Regions from separate parts of the Homo sapiens genome. Here all the other regions are linked to region 1. Evidence: chromatin loops called from intact Hi-C (ENCODE). Cell type or tissue: endothelial cell of umbilical vein. All regions are shown on one strand.

Region 1 (8,000 bases):
GAGCCGAGATTGCGCCACTGCACTCCAGCCTGGGCGACAGCGAGACTCCGTCTCAAAAAAAAAAAAAAAAAAAAAAAAAAAAAAAAAAAGAAACAATCGAGCTTCCCCCACGATGGGTACCATTGCTCCCCCTTTCCCGCATTGCATCCCATCCTCTTGCACCCAACCAAGCACTTTGCCCCAACAATTCTCCAACCAGTTCTTCCCGCCTACAGGATTATTTCCATCATCATACAAACATTATTTTATTTCTCCCGTCCTAAAAAAAGAACCGTCTCTCGATCAAATGCCCCTTTCTCTCCTTCCTTTGCCATCAGAGCTCCTAATAAGATTAGTCTATAATCACTGTCTCCACTTTCTCTCTTGAACCTACTCCAGTCAGGTCTTTGCTCCTCTCATTCCACTAAGACTGGTTCTCATGGGCACCAGTGGCCTCCTTATTGCTAATCTAATGGTCAATTCTTAGTCTTCATCTTAATCCTGATCCCTCCAGCCTCCCTGAGACTTCTCCACTTGGCTTCTGGGTCACCGCATTCTCTTGATTGTTTTCTTGCCTCTCTGTCTGCTCGTCCTCAGTATCCTTTGCTGATTCCTTCTGGCATCCAAACCTCTGAACACAGGCGTGCCCACAGCCTTCATCTTTGGACAGATCCTCTTTTCTGTCCATTCTATGTGCTGTTAATTCCTGTGTGCCCTCAGCCTTGACCTCTCCCTAAGCTTCAGTCCTCTATCCAACTGTCTACTTGGTGTCTCTACTAGGATGTCTTAAACCGTATCTCATATTAATAAGCTCATATCTGAGGTCTTGATCTCCACCCTCTACCCCTGTTCTGTTTTGTTCCTTTGCCAACTTCTCCAACTTAGTAAATGGCAACTTCATTCTCCAAGCTGCTCAGGTCAAAAAGCTGGGACTCACCCTGACTCTTTCTTAGCTCTCCCCCATCCCCGAATCAGCAAATCCTGTAGGTGCACGTGCCACCTTCACGTCTCTAGATTTCAATCTCTTCTCACCATCCCCATCACGTCTATTCCATTGCCACCATCATCTCCATCCTAGATTACGGCACTAGCCTCCTTCGTTCCTTAGCCCACCTCAGCCTGTTCTGAACACAGCAGCGAGAGGGATCTTGTTAAATTCCAAGTCAAACCCTCCAGTGCTCCCCTTCTCTTCCAGGGAAAGTTGAATTCCACACGGTCCTCCATAACACATCTATCTCCTCCTCCCCTTCTGATTTCGGTTACTCCTCTGACATCACTTACACACATTACTCTTCTCCTCTCTGCCTTTCTTCGGCCACACTGATTTTGCTTTACCTCGAACTTGCCAACCAGGCTCTCATCTCACACCTTCTCACTTGCCGATCCCTCATGTCTGCAATCTTGTCCTCCAGATATTTGCACGCCATCTCCCTATTTAGCACTTTACTCATATCTCCCCAGTAAGCCCTTCTCTGCCCACCCCATCTAAAATTCACGCCCCTTTCACCCAACACTTCCAGTTGTTATTGCTAGATTTATTTTTCTCATTAGCATTTACAATGAACATGCTGCATACTTTACTGATTTCCCTTGTTTACTGACAGCCTCCTGCACAAGAATGGAAACTCCAGGAAGCAGGAATTCCTTATCTCACTTGCTCATTGCTGTATCTCAGCACCCAGCCCAGAGCCTACCACCTAGTAAATGCCTAATAAGTATTTTTTTGAGTGACAAGATACTAAATATGATAATTCGCAGCCTTGGCATGAATGTGGCCAAATGGTCACTCTCATCTTTGCTTGGAAGTTTCAATTACTAAAACCTTTCTAGAGAGCAGTTTGGCAATTTGAATCAAGAACATTTAAGGCCAGGTGCGTTGGCTCATTCATGTAATCCCAGCACTTTGAGAGGCCGAGGCGGGCAGATCACTTGAGCTCAGGAATTTGAGACCAGCCTGGGCAACATGGGAAAACCTGGTCTCTACAAAAAATACAAAAAGTAGCCTGGTGTGGTGGCTCTTATCTGTAGTTCCAGCTACTCAGGAGGCTAAGGTGGGAGGATTGCTTGAGCCTGGGAGGTCGAGGCTGCAGTGAGCCATGCTCGCGTCACTGCACTCCAGCCTGGGCGACCCTGTCTCAAAAAAAGTGTGTGTGTGTGTGTGTGTGTGTGTGTGTGTGTGTATAATGAGATGTAGAGACTTACAAAAGGAATGTTCATCAAAGTTGCTTATAGTAAAGGGGAGTTGGAAACCATATAGTGTCCAACAATAAAGGGCTGCTTAAAAATTATGAATCAGCTATACAAAGGAATATTGTAGAGTCATCAAAATTATACTTTTATGCGTAATTTAATGGGAAAATGTGCATTGTCTATTTCACAAAACAAAGATATTAAATTTTGTATAGAATTATCCCAGATATATATGAATGTGTGTATATATGTATACATGTGTACATATATATGTATACACATGTACATATATATACACATGTACATATATATGTATACACATGTACATATATACACACATGTACATATATGTATATATACACACGTACATATATGTATATTTGTATACACATGTACATATATACACACAAATATAGTATATCTATAAGAGAGACAGGAAATACTGGCTTTCTGTTTGTGATGAAATGCAAATTCCTTATGTATTTTTCCAAAATGTTTAAAATGAGGCTTTTGTAATCAGAAGTATATAAGCCCCCTTCCCCCAAAGAAAATGATTATTCTACTGCCCGTCTTGACTGTATTCTTACTTGGGGGCAGGGTGGGTGGCGTGAACAGGGAGAGCTAATCTCTCCTTCTTTCTGACTCATTCCACAGTCAATCCTTTTTCTTATTATTTTCCAAAGGCATGAGGACCTTCCATGTTCCGAAACCATTGTCCAGAGTATTTCTTCTGGACTATTTTCCACTTCCTTCCATCTGACCGGCCAGCTGTTCTGCATTTGTAAAAGCTGGTTTCTGATGTCATCTCTAGGCAGGACCGCTCCCTCCCTCTCCTGCACTCCTATACTTCGTGGCATATCCGCCCCAAGATAACACTTGTCACTCTGTTTTCCAAATTCAGTTTCATTCATTTGCTTCACATGTGCACTGAGCCCACTGACTTCTTTCCCTGTCTGTTGCCAGCACTGGAGACCAAGCCTGCACGCTTTGGCCCAGACCATCTCATTCACCTTTTAACACAGAATCAGGGTGAGTGGAGAGTGGGGGAGTGGTGTGGTGGGTCTTTGCCTCTCGCTGTTCAGTGAACTTCATGCCTGTCCTCCTGATCCCCAGCGCTAACACAGGGTCAGGCTCGCGGGAGTGAACAACCACCATTTATCTCCGGCTTGTTGGGGGAAGCCCTTTCATTTACTTGACAGTTTACCTGTCAATTTTACGTGCGTGGTCATTTTTAATCCTCTGCACTTTCAGGTAATAGGAAAATAATTTGAATCAAGTTCTTCCTTCACCATTGGCGTAAAATCGGTGATTAAACTTTTAATATTTAACGTCTTAAAAAAAATTCCCCGGGCTAGCGTCATGCCTAAGTAATGCATGCATCTACTTCCCCCTGGTGGACTCATCTTCTAATAGCAGCTTTGTTTTCCCCCCTTTATTATTGGCAGGAGTAATCCATCTCTCACTTTCCTTAACACAGATATTCATGGATTGCAGGATTCAGCAGTGTCTTCATAATAGCAGGAAGTTTATGTTCTGGCTTTGCCACTTACTAGCTGTGTAACTTGGGCAATTTACTTAACTTCTCTGCGTCTCGGTTTCTTAACCTGTAAAATGGAGACAGTATCAATAATAAAATATTAAAAACGAATACATATCAAGTGCTTACTACATGGCATGTATGAACTCATTAAATTTCTACAAAAATCCTATTACATAAGATTTAAAATGTCCTGGCCGGGCACGGTGGCTCACGCCTGTAATCCCAGCACTTTGGGAGGCCGAGGCAGGCGGATCACGAGGTCAGGAGATCGAGACCATCCTGGCTAACATGGTGAAACCCCATCTCTACTAAAAAATACAAAAAATTAGCCGGACGTGGTGGCGGACGCCTGTAGTCCCAGCTAATCGGGAGGCTGAGGCAGGAGAATGGCATGAACCCGGGAGGCAGAGCTTGCAGTGAGCCGAGATCGCGCCACTGCACTCCAGCCTGGGCGACAAAGCAAGACTCTGTCTCAAAAAAAAAAAAAAAAAAATTTAAAATGTCCTATAAAATGGGAACAAATAGCCTGAGCAACATGGTGAAACCCCATCTCCAAAAAATACAAAAACATTAGCCAGGCATGGTGGCGCACGCCTGTAGTCCCAGCTACTTGGGAGGCTGAGATGGGAGTCCAGGGAGGTCAAGGCTGCAGCGAGCTGTGATCGTGCCACTGCACTCCAGCCTGCTGGACAGAGTGAGACCCTGTCTCAGGAAATAAATAAATAAATAAATAAATAAATAAATAAATAAATAAATTAAAATAAAATGGAAACAAATATTCTTTCCATTTTACAAATAAGAGAATCAAGAACTAGAGAAAAATAGTTCCTACTTCTTAGAGAAGTGTGAGAATCACATGAATTAATGCAGGGAGGATGGTTAGAGAGGGCCTGGCACATAGCGAGTGTCCCCTAACCTCATCGTCATTGTTAGTGTTACAGGATTGGTTCTGTGATGAAGACATTGCCATGGGCCATGTGGATCCTTGTTTACACTTGAGCTACTCTCATTTTCAACAGGCATCAATCACTTGCATGACAAAATATACACTATATCAAACAATGAGCTATGCTTATGTATTCATAGTTTTCTAGACACTTCTTAAGTCAGGGCATAAGTCTTCATTTCTCCAGAGGCTAATGGAAGGTCAGCCCATAGCCCATTTCACTCTTGAGTGTACTGGGGAGATCCTGGGAGAGGGGAAGGAAGAGTAAATGGGCAGATTGAGTATTTATATTAGGATGCAGCTGTCTAGAGGTAACCAGGGTCCCCATATATCTTCCCCACATTTTCCCAGGTCTGAGCATGAGCAGTGGGGATGAGGAACTGGGCTGGCACCCACAGCTATCCATGTAGCTTATTAAGCTGCTCATTTCCTCATGCATCTACGCCCTGAGCCCCTAAGTGTCTTGCACTGTTTGAAGTGCTGGCCTCTTGCTCAGCACTTCCATACAAAGTCCATCATGCTGCTGGATGCCAACAGAAATGAAAGAATCAGGGACACAGATGAAGACGAGAGCATGACCAATGTGTGGATTTTCTTGTAGACAAATTCTTTACATTTGCTATGGTCTGAATGCTTGTGTGCTCCCCGCCACCCCAATTCATGTGTTGAAATCCTAACCACGAACTCGATGGTATTCAGAGGTGGGGCCTTTGGGAAGTGATTAGGTCATAGGGATTCAGGCCCTTAGGAAAGAGGCCTGAAGGAGCTTGGTCATCCCTTCTACCAAGTGAGGACACAGCAAGAAGTTGTCCTCTGTGAACCCGGAAAGGGGCCCTCACCAGACATTGAATCTGCCAGTTCCTTGATCTTGAACTTCTCAGGCTCCAGGACTGTGAGAAATATGTTTTTTTGTTATTTGTAAGCCACCCAGTCTATGATACTGTGTTATAGCAGCCTGCAAGGACTAGGACAACATTGCATTTAAAAAAATAAAGTATACGTATTGTGTTAAGAAATGCAATAGGCTGGGTGTGGTGGCTCACGCCTGTAATCTCAACACTCTGGGAAGCTGAGGCAGGTGGGTCGCCTAGGAATTTGAGACCAGCCTTGGCAACATGGCGAAAAATTAGCCGGGTCTGGTGGTGTGCACCTGTAGTCCTAGCTACCAGGGAGGCTGAAGCGAGAGGATCTTCTGAGTCTGGGAGGTTGAGGCTGCAGTGAGCCAAGATTGGACCATTGCACTGCAGCCTGGGGGACAGAGTGAGACCCTCTCTCAAACAAACAAACAAACTCCAAAAAAGCAAAAAAAACAAAAACAAAAACAAAAAAACCCCCAAACCAATAAAAAGAAATGCAATAGTGTGAATATTTTTGAACTCTCACAACTTGATTAAAAGGCTAATCATGCAAAATAAAATATTGAACTTCTAACAAATTAAATTTAAATAATCAAGTCCAATATGAATGGAAATTATTGGGGGTGGGAGGGAGTACATTTTGGGGATTGATTATTATTATTTTTTTAACAAATAGAGCACTAGAAGCCAGTGCATAGAAAGCCGATGAAATATGAAATAACCTTCTAGGGAATGGCTAGGTCACTGGGTGCTCCATGGAAAGTCGAGCTTGGTGCGGACTCTAATTTGAAGATGAGTAGTGCAGTGACAGCACAGGCTGCTTCATGGAAAACAGGCAGCTGCCCCCACGTGTCCTTCACCTAAAAGCACCAGTTCTCTCTAACATTGATGCTGTGGAGGTGCACACAGGGCACAGTGGAGGTTGTCATGTAATTCATTGCCATTTACCTTTCTGCTGAGCATAGAATGGAATCTCATCCATGCTCATTTAACTTACTGATGGCATTAGAAGCCCCAGATTTATTTGTTTCCTTCTTTCCTTCCTTCCTTCCTTCCTTCTCTTTTTCTTTTTGCTTCTTTCTTTTTTGTTTCTTTCTTTTTCTTTTTCTTCTTTCTTTCTTTCTCTCTCTCTCTCTCCCTCCCCTTTCCTTCCTTCCTTCCTTCTTTCCTTCCTTCCTTCCTTTCTCTTCTCTTCTCTTTTTCTCTTTTCTTTTCTTTCCTTCTTTCTTTTTCTTTCTTTCTGTCTTTCCGACGCGGACTCACTTTGTCACCCAGGCTGGAATGCAGTGGCATGATCATAGCCCACTGCAGTCTCCAACTCCTGGGTTCAAGTAATCCTCCTGTCTCAGGCTCCCAAGTAGCTGGGACTACAGGCACATGCCACCACACCTGGCTATTTTTATTCTTTTGTAGAGACAAGTTCTCACTATGTTGCCCAGGCTGGTCTTAAACTCCTGGGCTCAAGTGATCCTCCTGTCTCAGCCTCCCAAAGTGCTGGGATTACAGGCGTGAGTCACCACGTGCAGCCTAATTGAGTTATTTATTGGTTTTGAGAGCAACGCCCAAAGGCCCAAGAAATGATAACTCATTCAGTGAAGGCTTCAACATGAAATGCCAACTTGAAAAAACAGAAAACAAGTTGCTTAATTTCTCCTCCACAACTTGAAAAAGAGCAGTGCAAGATGTTGACTTAGAGGAAAATTCATCATGCAAGATTTAGAGGAAAATTCAGCAAACACTTATTGAGCACTTACTATTTAGGCCAGGCCTGTGTTAGATCCTTCCTATATAGTATCTCATTTAATCCTTAAAGCCACAGAGAAATTAAAACTATAGAGATTATTATACTATAACAAGGTTAACCCTCTAGGCAACAGCTTGGGATTTTCCATGTATGCCTGTTTACTGCTAGAGAATTTAATTTGGAGACAAAATGATTTTAATGCCCTCGCACCTGTAGGAATACTTTCCTTTCTCTTCCTTCTGTTGGAATGTGAAGAGGCCCAAGAAAATATTACTCTTCCTTGCCAAGTTCTGAACGAGTTGAGAAATAGGACAAAAGAGTAAGGCAAATGGAAGAGCAAGATGTCACCTTTGTTGCTGATGAAGCTGATTTTTGGAGATTGTGCCTTTTTTTTCTGTGGGTAAGCAGATTTCCTACTACCGAACCCCAGAGTTAGAAATACCCAGCCACCAGCAGTGTGGGGCCACCCTGGGCCTCTGCACACACAGGACTATGCCCGGAAGACCCTCAGTGTGTGTGTGTGTGTGTGTGGTGGTAGGGCATGGGGAGGAGAATGTGTATTTCCTGCAGGCAGTCAGCTCCCAAGGAGAAAGGGAGTAAAGGGGCTGGGCTATCCTGGTGCAATGCCTACTCTCAGCAGAGTTGGCTAGCACCGGCTTGTGCATATCTCAGCTCCAGGTTCAGTGACCTTCTCAGCTACCTTGTCGGTAGCTTGGTACCGACATTTCAGCCCTGCTGAAATGG
Region 2 (8,000 bases), 200 kb before region 1:
TTATATAGCAAGTAGAAGATTTAACTTCACAGGATTCTGCAACTTACCCAAACAGACAGCATTATAATCCTCAACAGATCTGCTATATAATATGGATGGATTATATTCTGTACAGCCTCCCTCTCAACAAACATCCATTGGCAACTTTAATGTCCCTGAAGTGCAAGATCAACTTAGTCTAAATTTAACATTATTGAAAAAGATGAGGTAGCGGTGACAAAATAGTGAAGGGATTTTGACAAAACTCTTATCAATTTGGGTAAAAGAGGAATAATGTTTAAGAAAGTATTCCAAAATATATTTCCTTGTTTTAATTATTTACTATTTATTTATTCTGAGAAGAGTCTTGCTGTCACACAGGCTGGAGTGCAGCAGCCCAGTCTTGGCTCACTGCAACCTCCACCTCCCGGGTTCAAGCGATTCTCCTGCCTCAGCCTCCTGAGTAGCTGGGATTACAGGTGTCAGCCAAAATGCCTGGCTAATTTTTGTATTTTTAGTAGAAGTGGGGTTTCACCATGTTGACCAGGCTGGTGTCGAACTCCTGACCTCAGGGGATCTGCCTGCTTCAGTCTCCCAAAGTGCTGGGATTACAGGCATGAACCACCGCGCCAGGCCTTCAGAATATATTTCTTCAACAGTATTTTAAGCATCATCTAATAATCAGGTTGACATATCCTAGAAAATAAACTATATGAGAGAATTTATTGCTATCTTAGATAAGTGGTTATAAATTTCTACTGTATTGTACTCGTGTTGGAATAATTAACATGCTATTATGTAAATTATTACTATACATTTTATAGGTGAAAGCAAAAATATAGTTTGTGGAAAAAATGGTTATGATTCCATTTATATGTTAAATGTCCAGATCTATAGAGATGGCAATTTTAGTGGTTAGTGGCTTCCTAGGGCTGGGTGGGTTGCCAGGGGCTAATGGGTATTCTTTCTGAGGTGATGAAAATGTTGTAAAATTGATTGTGATGATGGTTGTACAACTCTGAATATACTAGAAACCACTGAATTGTACATTTAAATTGTATGTGAATTATATCTCAGTAAAACTGTTACACCCCCATGCCCCCAACAAAAGGCTACAGTTGGAAATACGTGCAGTTACACTTATTAAACCGTAAGACTTATAATCAGAGAACTCGAGATTGAGTTCTACCCTGGCTACTCACCTGATCTTGTGCAAGTCACCCGGACTTCTTACAACTGGTTCATCTGTAAAACTGTGGTAAGAACCCCCACTTCCAAGAGGTGGTTATGACAGTTAATGAGAAGTGTGTATGGGAATTTAAGTAGACAAAGCTTAAGAAAAGTTACTTTTACGTCCCTATTAATGGGCATGAATTTAATTTTTTGAATATAGATCATAAACAGTTTTCCTCAAGTTGGAATAACTTTCATAGGTATTTTGTAAAATTCCCTTATAAGTGAAAACTTAACACATGCATATTTTGTGGGTCACTTTCAGAAGTTTGCTGTTTAAATCAGGTAACCTAGATTTCTCTTTTTTTATTATTATACTTTAAGTTCTGAGATACATGTGCAGAACGTGCAGGTTTGTTACATAGGTATACATGTTGCTGTGGTGGTTTGCTGCGCCCATCAACCCGTTATCTACATTAGGTATTTCTCCTAATGCTATCCCTCCCCTTGACACCCACCCACCAACAGGCCCCAGTGTGTGATGTTCCCCTTCCTGTGCCTATATGTTCTCATTGTTCAGCTCCCACTTATGAGTGAGAACATGCGGTGTTTGGTTTTCTGTTCCTGTGTTAGTTTGCTGAGAATGATGGTTTCCAGCTTCATCCATGTCCCTGCAAAGGACATGAAGTCATTCTTTTTTATGGCTGCATAGTATTCCTTGGTGTATATGTGCCACATTTTCTTTATCCAGTCTATCATTGATGGGCATTTGGGTTGGTTCCAAGTCTTAGCTATTGTGAATAGTGGTGCAATACACATAGTGTGCATGTGTTTTTATAGAAAATGATTATAGTCCTTTGGGTATGTACCCAGTAATGGGATTGCTGGGTCAAATGGTTATTTCTGGTTCTAGATCCTTGAGGAATCGCCACACTGTCTTCCACAATAGTTGAACTAATTTACATTCCCAGCAGTATAAAAGCGTTCCTATTTCTCCACATCCTCTCCAGCATCTGTTGTTTCCTGACTTTTTAATGATCGCCATTCTAACTGGTGTGAGATGGTATCTCATTGTGGTTTTGATTTGCATTTCTCTAACGACCAGTGATGATGAGCTTTTTTTCACGTTTGTCAGCCGCATGTCTTCTTTTGAAAAATGTCTGTTCATATCCTTCACCCACTTTTTGACGGGGTTGTTTTATTCTTGTAAATGTGTTTAAGTTCTTTGTAGATTCTGGATATTAGCCCTCTGTCAGATGGATAGATTGAAAAAATTTTCTCCCATTCTGTAGGTTGCCTGTTCACTCTGATGATAGTTTCTTTTGCTGTGCAGAAGCTCTTTAGTTTAATTAGACCCCATTTGTCAATTTTGGCTTTTGTTGCCATTGCTTCTGGTGTTTTCATCATGAACTCTTTGCCCATGCCTCTGTCCTGAATGGTATTGCCTAGGTTTTCTTCTAGGGTTTTTATGGTTTTAGGTCTTACATTTAAATCTTTAATCCATCTTGACTTAATTTTTGTATAAGGTGTTAAGAGGAAGGGGTCCAGTTTCAGTTTTCTGCATATGGCTAGCCAGTTTTCCCAACATCATTTATTAAATAGGGAGTCCTTTCCTCATTTCTTGTTTTTGTCAGGTTTGTCAAAGATCAGATGGTTGTAGATGTTTGGTGTTATTTCTGAGGCCTCTGTTCTGTTCCATTGGTCTATATATCTGTTTTGGTACCAGTACCATGCTGTTTTGGTTACTGTAGCCTTGTAGTATAGTTTGAAGTCAGGTAGCATGATACCTCCAGCTTTGTTCCTTTTGCTTAGGATTATCTGGGCTATGCGGGCTCTTTTTTGGTTCCATATGAAATTTAAAGTAGTTTTTTCTAACTCTGTTAAGAAAGTCAGTGGTAGCTTGATGGGAATAGCACTATTACTTTGGGCAGTATGGCCATTTTCACGATATTGATTCTTCCTATCCATGAGCATGGCATGTTTTTCCATTTGTTTGTGTCCTCTCTTATTTCCTTGAGCAGTGGTTTGTAGTTCTCCTTGAAGAGGTCCTTCACATCCCTTGTAAGTTGTATTCCTAGGTATTTTATTCTCTTAGTAGCAATTGTGAATGGGAGTTCACTCATGATTTGGCTGTTTGTGTATTATTGGTGTATAGGAATGCTTGTGATTTTTGCACATTAATTTTGTATCCTGAGACTTTGCTGACGTTGCTTATCAGCTTAAGGAGTTTTTGGGCTGAGACGATGGAGTTTTCTAAACATACAATCATGTCATCTTTAAACAGAGATAATCTGACTTCCTCTCTTCCTATTTGAATACCCTCATTGCTTTCTCTTGCCTGACTGCCCTGGCCAGAACTTCCAATATTATGTTGAATAGGAGTGGTGAGAGAGGGCATCCTTGTCTTGTGCTAATTTTCAAAGGGAATGCTTCCAGTTTTTGCCCATTCAGTATGATACTGGCTGTGAGTTTGTCATAAATAGCTCATTATTTTGAGATATGTTCCATCAATACCTAGTTTATTGAGTGTTTTTAGCATGAAGGGGTGTTGAATTTTATCGAAGGCCTTTTCTGCATCTATTGAGATAATCATGTGGTTTTTGTCATTGGTTCTGTTTACGTGATGGATTACATTTACTGATTTGCGTATGTCGAACCAGCCTTGCATCCCAGGGATGAAGCCAACTTGATCATGGTGGATAAGCTTTTTAATGTGCTGCTGGATTCAGTTTGCTGGTATTTTATTGAGGATTTTTGCATTGATGTTCATCAGGGGTATTGCCCTGAAATTGTGTTTTTTTATTGTGTCTCTGCCAGGTTTTGGTATCAGGATGATGCTGGCTTCATAAAATGAGTTAGGGAGGAGTCCCTCTTTTTCTATTGTTTGGAATAGTTTTAGAAGGAATGGTACCAGCTCCTCTTTGTAACTCTGGTAGAATGTGGCTGTGAATCCATCTGGTCCTGGGCTTTTTTTTGGTTGGTAGGCTATTAATTATTGCCTCAATTTCAGAACTTGTTATCGGTCTATTCAGGGATTCAACTTCTTCCTGGTTTAATCTTGGGAGGGTGTATGTGTCCAGGAATTTATCCATTTCTTCTAGATTTTCTAGTTTATTTGCATACAGGTGTTTATAGTATTCTCTGTTGGTAGTTTGTATTTCTCTGGGATCAGTGGTGATAATCCCCTTTATCATTTTTTATTGTGTCTGTTTGATTCTTCTCTCTTTTCTTCTTTATTAGTCTGGCTAGCAGTCTATCAATTTTGTTAATCTTTTCAAAAAACCAGCTCCTGGATTCATTGATTTTTGAAGGGTTTTTCGTGTCTCTATCTCCTTCAGTTCTGCTCTCATCTTAGTTATTTCTTGTCTTCTGCTAGCTTTTGAATTTGTTTACTCTTGCTTCTCCAGTTTTTTTGAGATGGAGTTTTGCTCTTGTTGCCCAGGCTGGAGTGCAATGGCATGATCTCGGCTCACTGCAACCTCCACCTCCCTGGGTTCAAGTGATTCTCCTGCTCCAGCCTCTCCAGTAGCTGGGATTACATAGGTGCCTGCCACCACACCTAGCAAATTTTTTGTATTTTTAGTAGAGACAGGGTTTCATCATGTTGGCCAGGCTGGTCTCAAACTCCTGACCTCAGGTGATCCACCTGCCTTGGCCTCCCAAAGTGGTGGGATTACAGGCATGAGCCATGGTGCCCAACCTTCTAGTTCTTTTAATTGTGATGTTAGGATGTCAATTTTAGATCTTTCCCACTTTTTCCTGTGTGCATTTAGTGCTATAAAAACATTGCTTTAGCTGTGTTCCAGAGATTGTGGTATGTTGTGTCCTTGTTCTCATTGATTTCAAGTAATTTATTTATTTTTGCCTTAATTTCATTATTTATTTACCCAGCAGTCATTCAGGAACAGGTTGTTCAGTTTCCATGTAGTTGTGCAGTTTTGAATGACTTTCTTAATCCAGAGTTCTAATTTGATTGCACTGTGGTCTGAGAGACAGTTTGTTGTGATTTCTGTTCTTTTGCATTTGTTGAGGAGTATTTTACTTCCGATTATGTGGTCAATTTTAGAATAAGTGTGACGTGGTGCTGAGAAGAATGTATATTTTGTTGATTTGGGATGGAGCATTCTGTAGATGTGTGTTAGTTCCACTTGGTCCAGAGCTGAGTTTAAGTCCTGAATATCCTTGTTAATTTTCTGTCTTGTTGATCTAATATTGACAGTGGGGTGCTAAAGTCTCCCAATATTATTGTGTGGGAGTCTAAGTCTCTTTGTAGATCTCTAAGAACTTGTTTTACGAATCTGGGTGCTTCTGTATTGGGTATATATATATTTAGGATAGTTAGCTTTTCTTGTTGCATTGATCCCTTTACCACTATGTAATGCCCTTCTTTGTCTTTTTTGATTTCAAGTCCGTTTTATCAGAGACTAGGATTGCAACCCCTGCTTTTTTTTTTTTTTTTTTTTTTGCTTTCCATTTGCTTGGTAAATCTTCCTCCATCCCTTTATTTTGAGCCTATGTGTGTCTCTGCACATGAGATGGGTCTCCTGAATACAGCAAACTGATGGGTCTTGACTCTTTATCCAATGTGCCAGTCTGTGTCTTTTAATTGGGGCATTTAGCCTGTTTACATTTAAGGTTAATATTGTTATGTGTGAATGTGATCCTGTCATTATGATGGTAGCTGGTTATTTTGCCTGTTAGTTGATGCAGTTTCTTCACAGTGCTGATGGTTTTTACATTTTGGTATGTTTTTGCAGTGGCTGGTACTGGTTTTTCCTTTCCATATTTAGTGCTTCCTTCAGGAGCTCTTGTAAAGCAGGTGTGGTGGTGACAACATCCTTCAGCATTTGCTTGTCTGTAAAGGATTTTATTTCTCCTTTGCTTATGAAGCTTAGTTTGGCTGGATATGAAATTCTGGGTTGAAAATTCTTTTCCTTAAGAATGTTAAATGTGTGCCCCCACTCTTTTCTGGGTTGTAGCGTTTCTGCAGAGAGATCCGCCGTTAGTCTGATGGGTTTCCCTTTGTGGGTAATGTGACCTTTCTCTCTGGCTGCCCTTAACATTTTTTCCTTCATTTCAACCTTGGTGAATCTGATGATTATGTGTCTTGGGGTTGCTCTTCTCGAGGAGTATCTTTGTGGTGTTCTCTGTATTTCCTGAATTTGAATGTTGGCTTGTCTTGCTAGGTTGTGGAAGTTCTCCTGGATAATATCCTGAAGAGTGTTTTCTAACTTGGTTCCATTCTCCCTGTCACTTTCAGGTACACCAATCAAATATAGGTTTGGTCTTTTCACATAGTCCCATATTTCTTAGAGGCTTTATTCACTCATTTTCATTCTTTTTTCTCTAATCTTGTCTTCACACTTTATTTCATTAAGTTAATCTTCAATCTCTGGTATCCTTTCTTCCACTTGATCGATTTGACTATTGATACTTGTGTATGCTTCACGAAGTTCTCGTGCTGTGTTTTTCATCTCCATCAGGTTATTTATGTTCTTCTCTAAACTGGTTATTCCAGTTAGCAGTTCCTATAACCTTTTATCCAGATTCTTAGCTTCCTCGCATTGGGTTAGAACATGCTCCTTTAGCTTGGAGGAGTTTGTTATTACTCACCTTCTGAAGCCTCTTTCTGTAAATTCTTCAAACTCATTCTCCGTCCAATTTTGTTCCCTTGCTGGCAATGAGTTGTGATCCTTTGGAGGAGGAGAGGCATTCTGGTTTTTGGAATTTTCAGCCTTTCTGTGCTGCTTTTTCCTCATCTTTGTGGATTTATCTACCTTTGGTCTTTGATGCTGGTGACCTTTGGGTGGGGTTTTTGTGTAGTCATCCTTTTTGTTGATGTTGATGCTATAGCTTTCTGTTTGTTAGTTTTCCTTCAGGCCCCTCTTCTGCAGGTCTGCTGCAGTTTGCTGAAGGTACACTCCGGACTCTCTTTGCCTGGGTATCACCAGTGGAGGCTGCAGAATAGCAAAGACTGCTGCCTGCTCCTTCCTCTGGAAGCTTCATCCCAGAAGGGCACCCACCAGATGCCAGCTGGAACTCTCCTGTATGAGGTGTCTGTCGATTCCTGCTGGGAGGTGTCTCCCCGTCAGGAACCACCAGAGTCAGGGACTCACTTGAGGAGGCAGTCTGTCCCTTAGCAGAGCTCAAGCGTTGTGCTGGGAGACCTGCTGCTCTCTTGAGAGCTGGCAGGCAGGAACATTTAAGTCTGCTGAAACTGCGCCCACAGCCACCCCTTCCCCCAGGTGCTCTGTCCCAGGGAGATGGGAGTTTGATCTGTAAGCCCCTGACTGGGGGCTGCTACCTTTCTTTCAGAGATGCCCTGCCCAGAGAGGAGGAATCTAGAGAGGCAGTCTGGCTACAGCAGTTTTATGGCGCTGCGGCAGGCTCAGCCCAGTATGATCTTCCTGATGGCTTTCTTTACACTCTAAGGGGAAAACCACCTACTCAAGCCTCAGTAATGGCGGATGCCCCTCCCCCCCACCAAGCTCGAGCATCCCTGGTCAACTTCAGACTGCTGTGCTGCCAGTGAGAATTTCAAGCCAGTGGATCTCAGTGTGTTGGGCTCCGTGGTGATGGGATCCACTGAGCAAGACCACTTGGCTCCCTGGCTTCAGCCCCCTTTCCAGGGGAGTGAACAGTTGGGACTCGCTGAGGTTCAGACGCCACTGGGGTGCGAAAAAAATTCTCCTGCAGCTAGCTCAGTGTCTGCCCAAATGGCCGCCCAGTTTTGTCCTTGAAACTTAGGGCCCTGGTGGTGTAGGCACTCGATGGAATCTCCTGGTCTGCGGGCTGCAAAGACAGTGGCAAAAGCCTAGTATCTGGGCTGGATAGGTCTGTCCCTCACT
Region 3 (8,000 bases), 180 kb before region 1:
CATTCAAAACAGTACTTTAGCTATCTGAATCAAGTGCTGCAAGGTTCAGTTTGGAAACCCCATCAGCTGCCTGTCACCCCATAACTAAATACAGCTTGTCAGACAGAGGGGGTAACTCACAGAACCAGCCCCAGCCTGCACAGAGAAGGCCATGTAGCCCGGGCGCAGACCCTGACGTTAATGCCCGGGTTGTGGTTCTCTCAGGATGGCTGGTGCTATACTTGGGTTGGCCTAATAATGGTTAATGGAAATGCTGACAAGAAGGGAAGACAGAGGCTCTAGGATCTGCAGAAAGAGGAAACCATGGCAACTCACACGCATGGGCACAAATGTCCTGCTACCCATTCAGAAAATAATCAGGTGTGTGAAAAAAATTGAGGCATAGATGGTTCTTCCAGAAACACAGAAGTGCGAGGAATTCTGAGAGTTAAAGCAGGATGAGGAAGAGACAGTGAAAGATGAGGGACAGAGGATACTTTTACAAAGTGACCATTTAATAGCCTCTCATCTTCTACCTCCTCCTAACATTCCCAGGGGCTAAGAACCAAATAAATTAAAAGGCAAGAAACTGCAATCAGATTTCACAAGTTGGTTTCTAGCATAATTATAAATAAAAGCTACATCACTCACTGCTGCCAATTATTCAGAGCTAAACAGCTCAGTGACTTTCAGGTAGGGGTATATGCTCTCAACTTGCTTTGCATCTGTCTCAATGCTCAGCACTGGTTTTTCTTGGGACTGATTATTTTTGGAGCATTTCAGATAGACTTCTACCTAGATCAATTCCCTTGTTTAGCCTTCATGAGGTGTGGTGAAATGCAACATCTTCAAGAAAATGAGCAACTTTCTCTTCGTGTATCCACATGAAATAAAATTCCTATTCATTATTTCCATTTTGTCTATTTGTCAACTACACACACACACACACACACACACACACACACACACACACACACACACACACACGGACCTATTTCTGTACTCCAGAACTCGTCGCAAGCGCTTGGGAAGCCCATGCTGTGCTCCGGATGGACCAAGCCTGAGGCTGCAGGGGCCGGGGCCCCCCTCAGAGCTCTGTCATGGAAGCTGGGGAGGGGCGGGTGGCAGGGCGCCCACAGCCTCCAGTTAGTGTGGCAGTTACTCAACTACTGAAGACAGTGATGTTGTATTTCTTAAAATAAGCAAATACAGTTTTTAAAATTAATTCCAAAAAGGCTCTATCCCTCCTTTACCTATTATAAATTAATGCACTGGTCAGAGTTTCCTGAAAAGTGACAGCACTTCCATCTGCTACTGCCACGTACTCTCAAAGAAAGTCAAGAGCTCTTCTAAAACCACAGCAAAGCTAAGCTGGGTTCCCAGGCTTGTGACATGTGAAACTCCAATATTCACAACAAGAGATCTGGAGAAAACTCTGCCAATGTGCCCCAGATATTTATGAATATTGGCAGCTAAGGCAAGGGCACTGTTAGCGAGCATTTCTGGGGTGGACAGAGGCTCTGTGCGACCCTCCACAGTTAGAACCCTCCCCGTGACCTCCCAGAGATGTCAGATCAGCATGAAAGGCAAGGGGCACACAAGACCCGGCCGGAGTGCAGCATTACCTTTGAACCATGTCTGCAACGGAGGATAAAAAGCTGTCCATACGTTTGGAAAACATCTCTGCTCCCTTCTTAAAAAAGTTAATCTGAAAGATATAATTATAATATTCTGAAAATCATCCAGGGAAGTGATCAGTGAACTCACTGAAGGTGAGACAGGCAGCGTGAGGGCAGCCATCACAGCTGGCTGGCCCGCCTCGCACGCGGCACTGGCAGCATCTCTACTGAGTCTACACCTGAGCACTATGCACTTTGAAACTGAAACCACAGTTGCTGGCTTTTGGGTGCCAATGGAAGGGATTCCTTACTTCCTGTAACTCCTGTCTAATATTCACTTCCCAGAAAGTCTGGGTCCCCTGACAAACCCTGGAGGGCAGGGGTATGGGAGAGGGGAAGAAGAACATTTCTGTGTATTAGTGGCATCTGCACCATCCCACCCTGAGCAGCTCCAGTTTGCATTCTTCTACAGCCATGACTTTTACAAATCTGCCCATTAGGTATGAACTGCTCCATTTTCTATGTCTGCTGGTTGGGAGGTAACAGTAACAGTTGCAAGCCTAGATGATGAAAAAAGAGAGAAAACGTTCCGTGTGAGCAAGGGTATTCTCTCACACATTAACCCGGCTCGTCTGTCTGACCTGGAAGCCTCCCTTTCCTGGCATGGCGGGCACCAAAATCGACCTCTGACCCTGAAGAGGCTAGCAGGTATTCTCAGCATAGTTCTGACGGCTTTGCATCTATTCCCCAGATACCCTGGGAAAGCATGTATTCTAATGTGCTTAGTTATCACAGGTTAAAAACGGATGATTGTGGTCATCCTAACACAGGTGATACATGCAGGGGACTGTTCTGGCCCCATGATCTTTAAATCATACAGAGATCACCACTGGAAATGCCATTTGGAACTTCTGAAGTGTTAAATATCAAAATGAGTATTAATCATTTAATATCATTAATTTGTTAAATCAGCACTCTGCATTTCTAATGGCACAATGTCATGGTGGCCTCCCTCTCCTTCCCCTCCCTGAACTCCTTTGGAATTTACACTCCTAGGCCATGTCTTAGCTCCTCTGCTATTCTGTAATCTCCTTAGGGCAGGGGCTCACATAATCCCTAAGAAAAGTGGGCGAATGGATGAACGGAAGGCAGGTAAGACACTGGCTCTACAGCCGCATCACAGCCTGTCCCGTCAATGTAACACTGGAGGTCACTGTTCCGTTCTCAAAAACCTGCGCACTGATTACAGAGCCTCAGTTTGCAGGCATGAGGACCGAACATGACTTCAAGGGCTGGAGAAGGCAGGAATGGAGTCCCCACACCTCCACAAAGGTGGGTGGTGCCGAGAAGCCTGATGAGTCTCCACCACAACTGCCTTAGTGAGCAGCAGGAAGTGCTATGTTCATGGAAAAATCAGCTCACAGAGGCTGGGGCTCAATAAACCCTGATTGCCAAGGTCGGATGAGGCAGGAGGACAGCTAATGCTTCTGAATCATCCAGAAGATCACTCCACGGTGCCAGGCAACAAACTTGTCTGGCTATTGAAGGAGCTATTGTTTCCATCTGCATTTAAAAATAATGCATAGGGAAAGGGCCTACTTGGTCTTGTGTCTTGAAATCTGGATACGAAAAATGAAAGATGCCATTCTCAGCTCTCAACAATGATGCTCCTGCCACTGAATAATGACGGTGTGCTCTGCTGTTCCCCCAGAACTGGGGCTACATGTGTGCTACGGTACCCACAGCTCCTCTTCTCCCTCTGTGGCCAGAGCACTCACTTAAGAGAGTCCAGGCTGGGAGCAGTGAGGTAGTCCTTGGCCATGAATGAGAATGAAACCAGCTGGTGTCAAGCTTGTCCTGTAGGCCTTGCAGGACACCCTCTTATCAAGCAAGTTCTACAGCACTGACCGATCAGGACCAGAGCTGATCATCCTTCCAAGATGCTAGATCTGAGACCCTTCCCGACCCTAGGCCTCTGACTGAGCAAGGCTACGGCCCCAGAGGGATGGCGTCAATCCAGGAGGGGTTAACTAAAGAGAACAAAGAGAGCCCCGGCATTCTCTAATATGGCAAGGCCATCTGCCAGCTGTGATACTGCCTGCAGGAGAGGGGAGGGCAACAGTATGAGTTACTGCACACCTGTGTGCACAAGTGCCCATCATAAGCACCTGGACAGCTCCCAAGATCTGCTGAGGACTGATGCCGCCCACAGCTGGGTGGTGCTACTTCACTCAGAAGACACAGAAAGACTTTATCGCTCTATTTAAGTATCACTTCCAAAGGCACAGGCTGACTTCAGTGAACTCACCATTCAACAGCCTAACAACTAGATTAACAAGGAAGACAACTGAGCTTGGATATCTTCCGAACCCATTTCCCATTTGCCCTGAGAGTACTGTTCTGGCAGTGAGCTGCACTTTTTTTCTCTAAACAGGAAATGGGTTAAAGCTCCTCTCTCATTCCCCTTTTTGTTGAATGACACTGACGTGAAGTTTTTGTTTTTTAATATATGTGCCTTAAAAATGTATTATAGAAGTATTAGATGTTCATATATCAGGTATTTTTAAGTTGGTGACTTTTTCTTAATAACATTTTGCTTCCTCGCATCCCCTTCTGTTCCTAGATTGTCAACTGAGAGAAGATTCCTGGGTGCCTTTCTCACGGGCCAAAGGATGGCTTTGGAGACAACGTGAGTGGGGCAAACGCAGGATGGGGTGGAAAGTGAGGGGGTGGTGCCATCAGCCTCACACTCACGGTCACTCGTCTCCGCCGCACTGGTGCCACTACAGTCAACTCCCCATCCTCAAAGTAGAGCCTCTCTTAAGACAAATATTCAGCCAACCATTAAATAGGAGGATAGAAACCCAATAAGTAAAGGAGACCTCATAAAGCACTGGCAACGTTTCCCCATGCCCAGATGTTAAGGTGCTGGGATCATCTAGGAGAGGTGCACCTGAGGAGCCAGCAGAGCGGGGGCCTTACTACAGGCAGCAAGGAGTGCCGGGAATCCTGGGTGACAGGCAAGCTATCCCAACCCCAGTGGTAGCTGCTTCTAGGAGAACTGCACCCAGCTGGCTTTCATTCGGATTAGAAAAAAAGGGCCACACAGGCTCTTCCCCAAGAGAGGCTTGGGACCCAGGCCTCATTTCCTGAACATATGGCCTAACTTGAGGCCAATGCATGTCCAGCTGAAGATGACCCAGCTCAACTGGAAGCTGTCCAAGTGCTGAATCCCACAAAGTAGCCAGGGAGATTGTGCATTTATGTTTCTTTCTACGACGATGCTTCAGTGTCTCCTGCGTGCCCTCTCAGCAGAACGCCACAGCTAGCTTAGGTTTCAGCCCTCAGGGAGGGACTCCCCTACCTGTCCATGGGCAAAGCCTATCATGGGCTCCATCATGGCCATTTGCTTTCTGTACTGCAGCGCGTTGAGGGCACAGTAGTACTGAAGGGAGGAGAGGTGCTGCTTCCGCCGGGCCGCGGCCACCTCTTTTCCGACTTCGGTCTTCACCTGGTTAAAAGGTGAAAGGAAAACTTCAAGTTGTCTACTGTACGTGACAATTCTGTAAAAGCGTGTGCTTCAAAATGTGTGTTTATGCATTATAACCATTTTTGTGACAAATATAACAAAACACAGATAAGGCTGCACTTCAACTTTCTAAAAAATCCAAATTAAAAATATGCAAGAAACAGCATCTCAGTGCTTGTGAGGCCGCGGTGAGGTGAAGCCTGTACCCTCCTGGGAGCAGTGCAAAGTCCTACAGTCCTTCAGGATAACAATATGGCAGCATGTACTGAAGAAGGCTGCAGACATTCTAGTTCACTCATAAGACTGTATGCCAAGGAAATAATTTAGCCCAAGGAAATCATGTAACAGAAGTAAAAAGTTATATGCATGAAAATAGTCAATATTATCTAGAGTAGCGAAGGTCCTAGAAAGCATGGGTTAAAGAATCAGAGTCAACACTTGGGGCAAGGAGTTCAAGTGACCTGGGTGATAAATGAGTCAGACGAGGCAGCAAGCTGAAGTTAAAACCCCTGTGTGATCATAATCTTACAGTGGCTCTAAGCTGGTGTTTAATAAACCAGTTTGAAAAGATAGAATAGAGAAGTGGAGGTCTACTTATGAGATTTGGAATGAACAATTTTAAAAGTCCATGTATAGTTAAAAAAAAAAATAACCACGCACCCTTTCATGCCATAAATTCACAAGAGGAAGGCATGAAAGGCCTTTATGTAAATGAAGTGAAAAACAACATGTAAAGTATTCTTACCTTCTCATTCTCCTTTTTCTTAGGCAGCCTGCTGTATTTTGCCATTGAGAGGTCATGCTCTAAAAATAAACAGACATCTGAACACCCAGGAGGGTCAGGGTCGAAAGGGAAGAACATTCATTGGGGGTCTCCTCCCCGCCACAGTAAGCCCACACACCCACACACCAGGAATGGAGAAGGTGCCTACCATTGCTAGCGAGTCCAAATAGATCCTTTAAAGTGCTTACTTCTGAAAAGGAGAAAAGGGACCGTCTTAGAGCAATGAAAAATAAAACATGCCAACCCAGAGCTCTGCACTTTCCCCTGAAAATAAGAGAATATGCGTGCAAGGGAAGCCCCTGCACCCTCAGTCCCTGGCTCTCACAGGCTGGCCCAGAGGCTGGGACCTGGGCTCACTGGAACATACGGCTTCAACCATGCCCCACACCCAGTGACCCTGATGGCCTGAGCAGCCCTGCCTCTCCACATAGCGCTGAGGGTCTGTGAGGGAGAGGGCACGCCGGGGAGGTGGGCTGGACAGTGTGGTGGACAGGTACTTTTCATGGAGACCTGGAGTATAAACTTAAGTTCTGATGCCTCAGCCCCCAGATAGAGTGTCTTAATACATCTTTCTACACCCAGAACCTAAAAGCTTCCTGTGTTGCCATTTTAATATCTGACTTACTGGAGTCATCCCTGGACAAAGGAATACGCGGTGCTTGTACTAATGAAAAACGTGACACGATCTAGCATACTGTAGTTGCGACAAGCCAACACCAATAACTATTACTCCGAGTGAGTGCCACACCCATCATGCACAGAGATGGCTGAACCAAGCCCAAGACCAAAAATCCAAAAAGATCATTGAGAGCAGTGACCGTCCAAGGTTAGAAACTTAAAAACCCAACGATTGATACCTAAAAGAAAGTGACACTTTCTACAATTCTACAACAATCCATTTTCATTTTATCAAACAAAGCAAAGCCATTCACATCTATGTTGGTTATACTAGTTTTCAATTTGCCTCCAAACTGCCTCCAGCTTTTAAATGCTCTTCGCGTTATTCATACTCTTTTGGTATCAGGCTACTTTCTGCCCTTTCCTGCTTGCATTTTTCTTTCTTTCTCTCCCATCTTTTATTTCCTGTTGGAGTCAAGTTTTAGGTTTCTTTACTTATCAATTTTAAGTAGTTTCCTTAATATCTCTTGCGTTCTCTTCATTCAGATTATGTACTTGTGTTGGTGAGTGAATAAAGGCCGAGAAATGTAAGATAAAACACCACTGTCTAGGCAGAGGGGAGATCAGATTCTAATTTGGTCTGATGTTGACTCAGGTATGACCTGGGGCCAAATACTTCAAAGTGAGGTCCTGATGGCATCAGAAAAGGATGTTTAACCTTTTTCAAAGATACTAAGAAGATTCCTTCTTACTACTAACGAGCAGTTTTATTCCACTTAAAAAAAATCACCATCCTGGGCAAATACTACTCATCCACATTTGGGGTCACTCTGGATTAATGGAGGCCACTGTCATTAATGCTGCTGGGCACTCTCAATTCTAGTTCTGCCTCCCATAAGCAAACCTGAAAGACATAAATCTGACAACATAGGTCTTAGGAGATGATTATTTTCTTTCAAACAGACTTGGAGTTTGTTTTTAAAATGACATCCCGTTCACTTCTAATGATTTTATTTAGAGAAAACCCTTCAAAAAAATGCACCCACTAAGGCATTCAGTGAGGACACAATCATCAGCAGATGACTGAGGCAAGCATGTTTTAGCTTCCTATGCAATGACAGATGAGCAACACTAAAAAGCACTAAAATTCCTGCTTTGTTTAATCAAGGTTTCCCTTTATGCAAGCAAATGGAGGCATTACTTGTTATTTTTTATTTATTAAGTTTTAGTGCTGCCAAACTGACCTTAGGTAGAGTTTATGCCAGTTCTATCCTTGTTCCTTAGCCTCAGGTGACACCAACACAGGGGATCTCAAAGCAAGGGAGGAAAATCTTCACCCTTTTTTTTTTTTGAGACGGAGTCTCGCTCTGTCGCCTGGGCTGAAATGCAGTGGCGCGATCTCGGCTCACTGCAACCTCCACCTCCCGGGTTCAAGCGATTCTCCTGCCTCAGCCTCCCGAGTAGCTGGGAC

The links. Peaks named below come from ENCODE experiments on the same cell type or tissue, not always from the same donor. Only the 100,000 strongest peaks of a DNase experiment are listed, where the experiment ranks them.
Region 2: it touches region 1 in a loop (8-fold over the local background); 14 of 110 quality-filtered maps call a loop at or near these places.
Region 3: it touches region 1 in a loop (6-fold over the local background); 8 of 110 quality-filtered maps call a loop at or near these places.

The regions. Positions count from the first base shown.
Region 1 is chr12:105,379,973-105,387,972 of GRCh38, forward strand. All of the region lies in intron 1 of LOC105369957 (a long non-coding RNA gene), which reads left to right. Among named protein-coding and RNA genes, the nearest start is that of C12orf75, 53 kb to the left of the region's middle. In endothelial cell of umbilical vein, a CTCF peak has its summit at 3,565 (motif pointing left); DNase peaks (open chromatin) are centred at 3,009 and 3,569; H3K4me3 peaks cover 528 bases; H3K27ac peaks cover 863 bases.
Region 2 is chr12:105,177,476-105,185,475 of GRCh38, forward strand. The region is part of intron 17 of APPL2 (adaptor protein, phosphotyrosine interacting with PH domain and leucine zipper 2); the gene reads right to left. Among named protein-coding and RNA genes, the nearest start is that of APPL2, 55 kb to the right of the region's middle. In endothelial cell of umbilical vein, no CTCF peak of the experiment used is centred here; no DNase peak of the experiment used is centred here.
Region 3 is chr12:105,202,099-105,210,098 of GRCh38, forward strand. APPL2 (adaptor protein, phosphotyrosine interacting with PH domain and leucine zipper 2) reads right to left here. Exons shown (of 21, transcript NM_018171.5): 6 at 6,060-6,101; 7 at 5,873-5,931; 8 at 4,963-5,109; 9 at 1,605-1,687. Among named protein-coding and RNA genes, the nearest start is that of APPL2, 30 kb to the right of the region's middle. In endothelial cell of umbilical vein, no CTCF peak of the experiment used is centred here; a DNase peak (open chromatin) is centred at 3,023.